Linked DNA regions of Homo sapiens: region 1 is linked to region 2. A link is an interaction called in ENCODE POLR2A ChIA-PET data of the cell type or tissue named here. Cell type or tissue: A673. All regions are shown on one strand. Each heading gives the region's core, and the rest is flanking DNA. Links, peaks and the distances in the headings are about the cores only. Region 1 has its middle 190 kb from the start of ATP5MC3. Region 2 overlaps LOC107985962 (a long non-coding RNA gene).

Region 1 (2,925 bases), core at 90-2,589, 230 kb before region 2:
GTCATCTATAGGTCTGTCTGTCCCTCCCCCTCCCTCATCTCCTTATCTAAGGTTGAAGAATAAATGAGCAATTGAAGCACATGGGACCTCTAGATGAAATTGGGTAAATATGTATGCAAAGTGGAGGGTGTGCTTTTGTGTTGCTAGGACATATATTATGGTCTCTCCTTCCCACTTTCACTACACACATATGTGGTCAGTATGGTAAAGGAAAGCTGTTTCCTTATTTGCTTTTATTGAGGGAATGTGGCTTGTAATCATCCCTGATGAGTGCTGGGAAGTGAGAGCTCAGTGCAGAGCTGGCAAGCAAAGTAGAACTTCAGAATCACTCCTGGTGGGGCTGGGGGTAGGGTGGTGGAGAAAAAAAAGGAAGAAGAAAAAACTGAGATATAAAACACTTCAAAACTATTTAATACTCCCCTTCCTTGTTATCTGTGTCCTTAAAATTTCAGATACTTTTCTTTTTTCTTTATTTTCTTGCTCTTTCACTTAAGGAAGAGAAGTAAAGACTGACAGCCAGACAGGAAAGTGGCTAGTTCAGACTGTGGCCCACAGACCTGTGGGTGAATGGAAGAGAGTGGTCTGAAAATTGAAATGTCTTCTGTTGGATCCAGGGTCACATGCTTCGGGAGTCTGGTGACATTTGTTTTTTTCCTTCCCATAGGAGCTTGCTTTCCATAGGGCATGCATGAGAGTTAGCTTGTGTCCCTGATGAGAAGATTTAAGCTGTGGGGAAAGGGGGTGCAAAGGAAAGTGAGTGGGTGCAAAGACTGGGAGTGAGTTGTCCAGGAGTCACTGGTCTGCAATGGCAGTGCTGAAAAATGAAGAAAATGCTCATCAAAAGAAGAAGGTTTAGAATTTAACTTGTGGTGAATCTGGGTTTTGTGAACTGTTGTTTAGTTGGCACTTAATTTAGCATACTAGTATTTTATTATAACATTTCATCATTTAATGTCAGGTAGCAAATTATTACTCAACAGAGTATTATTGACTTAATGCAATTAGGCTTTTGAAGCGTTCTGAAGCTGGAGAGCTCTTTTACATGGGTCTTCTTCCTGGAATGCAAATCTGATAGCTATGGAGCAGGCAGGAATTAACCATGTCCCTATGAACTCATTTATGTTAGAAGAACCCCCAGTAATTTCTCTGCAACTCATTGGTTTTTCAGAGAAAAAAGTTTTCAAAGCAATGCTATGGAATATACTTGCAAGTATATTAAACCTGCCTTAGTAAAGGCAGATGTTTTCAATGATCCAATTGCTTATTTAACAAATTGATATTGAGTGCCTACTGTGTGCTCCTCACCAGGGCAGGTGCAGAGGAAACAATGAAAAATGTGACATGCTTGGTCTCTGCCCTTGGTCCTGTGCTCACTCTTGAGAAATTTAATATATGCAAAGAAATACATTTAAAGTAAAAAAAACCACACACACAAATATATTGATCATGAGCACTGAAGGCAAAAAATAATTAGCATTACTCAAGTAATTTATGATCCTAATGGGCACTGAGCCATGTGCTGCAGGCCTTAAGTCATTCAGTAACAGAGTCTTTCTGAGCTCTGGTTCTATAAAAAGCACCATGTCACATACTGTTGGCAATTGTCAAGAAAATTAAAGACATTAAGCCCTTGAACCTTATACTTGTATTTTTTTTCCTCAAGAATGCAAGATGGAATATATATCTCAGAAAAACTGTAATCAGTTTGAGACATATGATATGTATACTTAGGCTTCATTTCCTCATTTTGCATTATAGATGTTTTGCTGAGCTGTTGACTGTAAGTGGAATCATTTGAAATGCGTGATTTCAAGGAACCCTGCCGTGATTTCTTTTACTAAGCAGAGGAGAACCTTTTTAACATGGATAAATTACTGTAAATGTTCTTTCCTCTAAATCTGATTTGGTAAATTGGGTGTTTCCTGAGCAGGCCTAAATGGACAAATGTGTGCATATGCATGTATAACGTACCTTAGTCAATCTGTGTAATCAGAGGCAGGAATTGTGGGTTGACCTTGCCAGGGAATTTTTAAGCAGAACTGACTGCAGCCAGTGGTCAGCGAGGGCCACTTCTTCCTAGACTTTGCATAACTCCAAACAGCCACAAGCCAAGGACAGTCATTCTGAGTAAGCAGGAATGGAGAGAAGGAAATCAATATTATCATCAGTGTTGTTTAACATTTCTTTGTTAAGCTTCACAGCCTAACAAATATTTTACAACTCGTTTGTTCCCTAGTCTGGTTAACCAAGAAAAAAATCCGGAAGGAAACGAGCTCTGTTCTCAAGCTTCTGGGAGGGAACTTACTGTTCTCTTTAACCAGTTAAAGGCCATTAAAAGCGTGTGGTTTTCCTTTAAGGCTCTTACTTAAATAGACAAAATTCAGGACATTTTTACTGGAGGTACCCCTTACTTCTTTCATTTATGTGTAGATGGCACAAATATCATCCCTGTGGCAAGGGCTGTAGCTGGATAGAAGAATGGCATATTTTGAAATGGAAAGACAGGTTGATAGCTAGGGAGATGTCTCTCCAGCCTCTTGGCCCTTACCTGCAGCTCCTTCCCACATGGGGGCAGAGATCAATGGGGCCAAGAGCAAGTCATCTGGCAGAGTAGGGACTCCCCAGGACACTCCCAGCCATTCTTCCCAGTGTATATCATATGAATGGACAAAAGGAGGTCGCAGGTGACATTGGCCTCCAAAAGTGCAAATGCAGCTTGTTCTGTAGAGAGGTATAGCTCAGTGGTAAGTTGCAAAAAAAAAAAAAAAAAAAAAAAAAAAGCATAAAATAACTCTTTCTTAAGTCAGACGCCTTGAAGTCAAACATACTGGAAGTCAGTGTACCTTAGTAAAGAGAGACCCAGTTTCAGCTTGTCTGTAAAAGGGCTCTCATGGACATTTATTTATTTATTTACTTATTTATTTT
Region 2 (2,925 bases), core at 168-2,667:
TGAGGGACACAGCTCAGGCTGTTTGGCATGAGGGTTACTGAGCATATATCCCTGAGCATACACCTTTGCCTTGTCCTGGTCTCTAAGGAACAGCATAGACCCCCCTCCACCTCCCACCTTGCCCCCTTGATTCATTCGTAATTTCTTATTTGGCAATAGGAAGAGGGAAATTTCAAACAAAATATTTTTCACCACCTGGAAAACAATCTACCTGAAAGCAGATTCCTAGTGCTCATTACTGCGAGGCTGGGCTCATCGCAGCCATTGTCATGCAAGCACAGTTGTAAGTAATAATGTGGCCTTTAATGACGGAATGATGGACCTGCCAAACACTTGCTCCTGCCATGGACTGCTTGCATTTCCCTGCTGGAGAGCACAGAGATGCCCATCTGGGAGTTATTAACATATCCTCGTCAATTCAGAACCGACTTTAACATAATCCATATTTGTTGGAGAAAGTCCAACATCAGCTTGAGAACAGCAGTCACGTGCCTCAATGACACATTTCAAACAGCACACACCGAGCATGCTTGGGCAGCTAAGCAATTCAGAAATGCAAATAGCTGAAGCACTCTCCTGACTAGATAAAAAGGACAAATCCCTTTTGGCAAGAGACTGGATAGCCTCTTAATGTTGCAGGAAAACAACCAAACTGGGAAAGGTACAAATTCCAGAAGCATCAGTTTGGGTTTGGTGAGTCACCAGGAAGGCATCTCTTTTTTGGTTTATTCCAATCATGTTGGTACAATCAATCTCGGGTCGAACTTTGGACTTCAGCTGTTGTCAGGCAGAGCTGTTTGTCTGGGATTCAGGAATACAGATGCTCTTAAACCAACAATGTTGCACGTTGTACGCTTGCTTGTTGACATATGTACAGTATAAGCACACATCTCTCCCTTTAAAACACAACAAAGAGCTATCAGTTCCAATTCAACATCATCTTAGTTCTCGTTCTGAATGGGTTACCTAATGTGAATAAATCTGTGGAAAAAGCTAGATTGGTTATGGTCCTTAATATGAGTCCTCATAAAATTAATTTGTATCAAAATATCATGTAAAGTCTGTGGAAGTTATCTCCAAATTAGGCACTGGTTTTTGTGAGTATAGAATATGTGCCTGGATACTTTTTGAATTATTTTAACGTGCTGAAAATACATTTCATCAACTAAATGCCTTTGGTTGATAGATACTATTGGTGTTATCTGTACCTTGTAGTGAAATAAATTAAGAAATAAGGGGTAAAAAGCACTTCCTTGAGGCCACCACCCATTTCTATTGAGGTGGATTTTGGTAAAATTGCAATAAAATCCTATTTCAGATTACGTAAACCAAAGCCAAATGCAAATTCTTCCTTCAAATATTTAAATAGATGCACAGGGCTAGATCACTAGATAATAGCATTGTACCACTATTAGATTTTCTTCATTTGATAATCATATTGTGGTTATGCAAGAGAATGTTTTTGTTCTTAAGAAATACATGTTGAAAGTATCTAGGAATAAGGGGTTATGATATCTGCAATGTTCTCAAATAGTTCAGCAAGATAAAAATAATGAAAATACATACACAAAGAGAAGACAAATGTGGCAAAATGTTTACAACTGATCAACATAGGCAAGGGCTGTATGTGTGTTCCTTGTGCCATTGTGGCAATTTTCTAGTAGGTTTGAAATTTTTCAAAATAAAAAATCAGAAATAAAATCAATTAGACTCACAGCTAATAATATGGACTTCTTAAAAATAAAATTCACTGTTTGGAAACTTTCTCTTATTCACTGTTCTTTGCTTAATGATAACATTTTCTTTATGTTCTTTACTTAATGATAACATTTTTAATAAGGTGGGGAATGACCTGGAAGAAGAGGAAGACAGGAAGTGAGAAATAGCTTACCAAGGGACAGGAAAATGAGGCAGAGAGACAAAAAAGGTGGGAAAAGTGAGATAGAATAGGAGAGAAGAAAATACCAAAGGGAGGACAAAGCGCACCTCAGTGCAGTTCTGAGCCAGAACATCTGGGGCAACCAGGGGTAATGCTCCAAGGCTGGGAAGAAGACGGGGCAGAGATCTTACCCACATGGTAGGGACCATGCAAAAATGTTCACTCTTCCTGCAAGCAGAAGTGGCTTGGGCAGCACAGCTTCTAATGGTAGCATGCAATTTCTTCTAGTAGAAAATATAATTCAGCCAAAAGGCAAGGTAGAGGCTAGATTGAGGGTTTCACCATAGGACTGAGCACAATGCTGTGGAGGGAAGCCACCCACACCCCTCCCAGGCATGGGAACTGATCCGACCCTATTAGGATAAGAAGAGTTGGGCTGGGGGAGGTTAGTGGGGATGGAGATGGGAGGTGAGTATCTTTAGCTGAATTCTACCTTTGTGGTGCTATAAAAGTTTTGACTGTAAATATAAACATTAAGAAATAGAAAATAATTTGCCTTTATTAGAATATGTGTATAATTTAAAACATTTTTTAAGTTTATTTTTGTAGAGACAAGGTCTCAAACTCCTGTAATTTTGTAGAGACAGGTCTCAAGTAATTTTCCTGTCTCAGGCTCCCAAAATGCTGGGATTACAGGTGTGAGCCTCTGCACTTGGTGAGGTATGTAGTTTTTTGTTTGTTTTTTGTTTGTTTGTTTGTTTGAGATGGAGTCTCACTCTGTCACCCAGGCTGGAGTGCAGTGGCGTGATCTCGGCTCACTGCAAGGTCCGCCTCCTGGGTTCACACCATTCTCCTGCCTCAGCCTCCCGAGTAGCTGGGACTACAGGCACCCGCCACCACACCCGGCTAATTTTTTTGTATTTTTAGTAGTGACGGGTTTCACCGTGTTAGCCAGGATGGTCCCGATCTCCTGACCTCGTGATCCACCCGTCTCAGCCTCCCAAAGTGCTGGGATTACACGCATGAGTCACTGTGCCCCGCCCAGG

What was found. ChIA-PET counts read pairs that join two places held together with the same protein. Peaks named below come from ENCODE experiments on the same cell type or tissue, not always from the same donor. Only the 100,000 strongest peaks of a DNase experiment are listed, where the experiment ranks them.
Region 1: POLR2A ChIA-PET joins it to region 2 with 11 read pairs; 2 of 35 experiments call an interaction of 5 or more read pairs at or near these places.

The regions. Positions count from the first base shown.
Region 1 is chr2:175,371,362-175,374,286 of GRCh38, forward strand. No RefSeq gene overlaps it. Among named protein-coding and RNA genes, the nearest start is that of ATP5MC3, 190 kb to the left of the region's middle. In A673, for the core only: no CTCF peak of the experiment used is centred there; DNase peaks (open chromatin) are centred at 1,140, 1,830 and 2,270; H3K27ac peaks cover 2,370 bases.
Region 2 is chr2:175,605,820-175,608,744 of GRCh38, forward strand. It overlaps LOC107985962 (a long non-coding RNA gene), which reads right to left. Exons shown (of 4, transcript XR_007087312.1): 4 at 1-2,925. Among named protein-coding and RNA genes, the nearest start is that of LNPK, 390 kb to the right of the region's middle. In A673, for the core only: no CTCF peak of the experiment used is centred there; no DNase peak of the experiment used is centred there.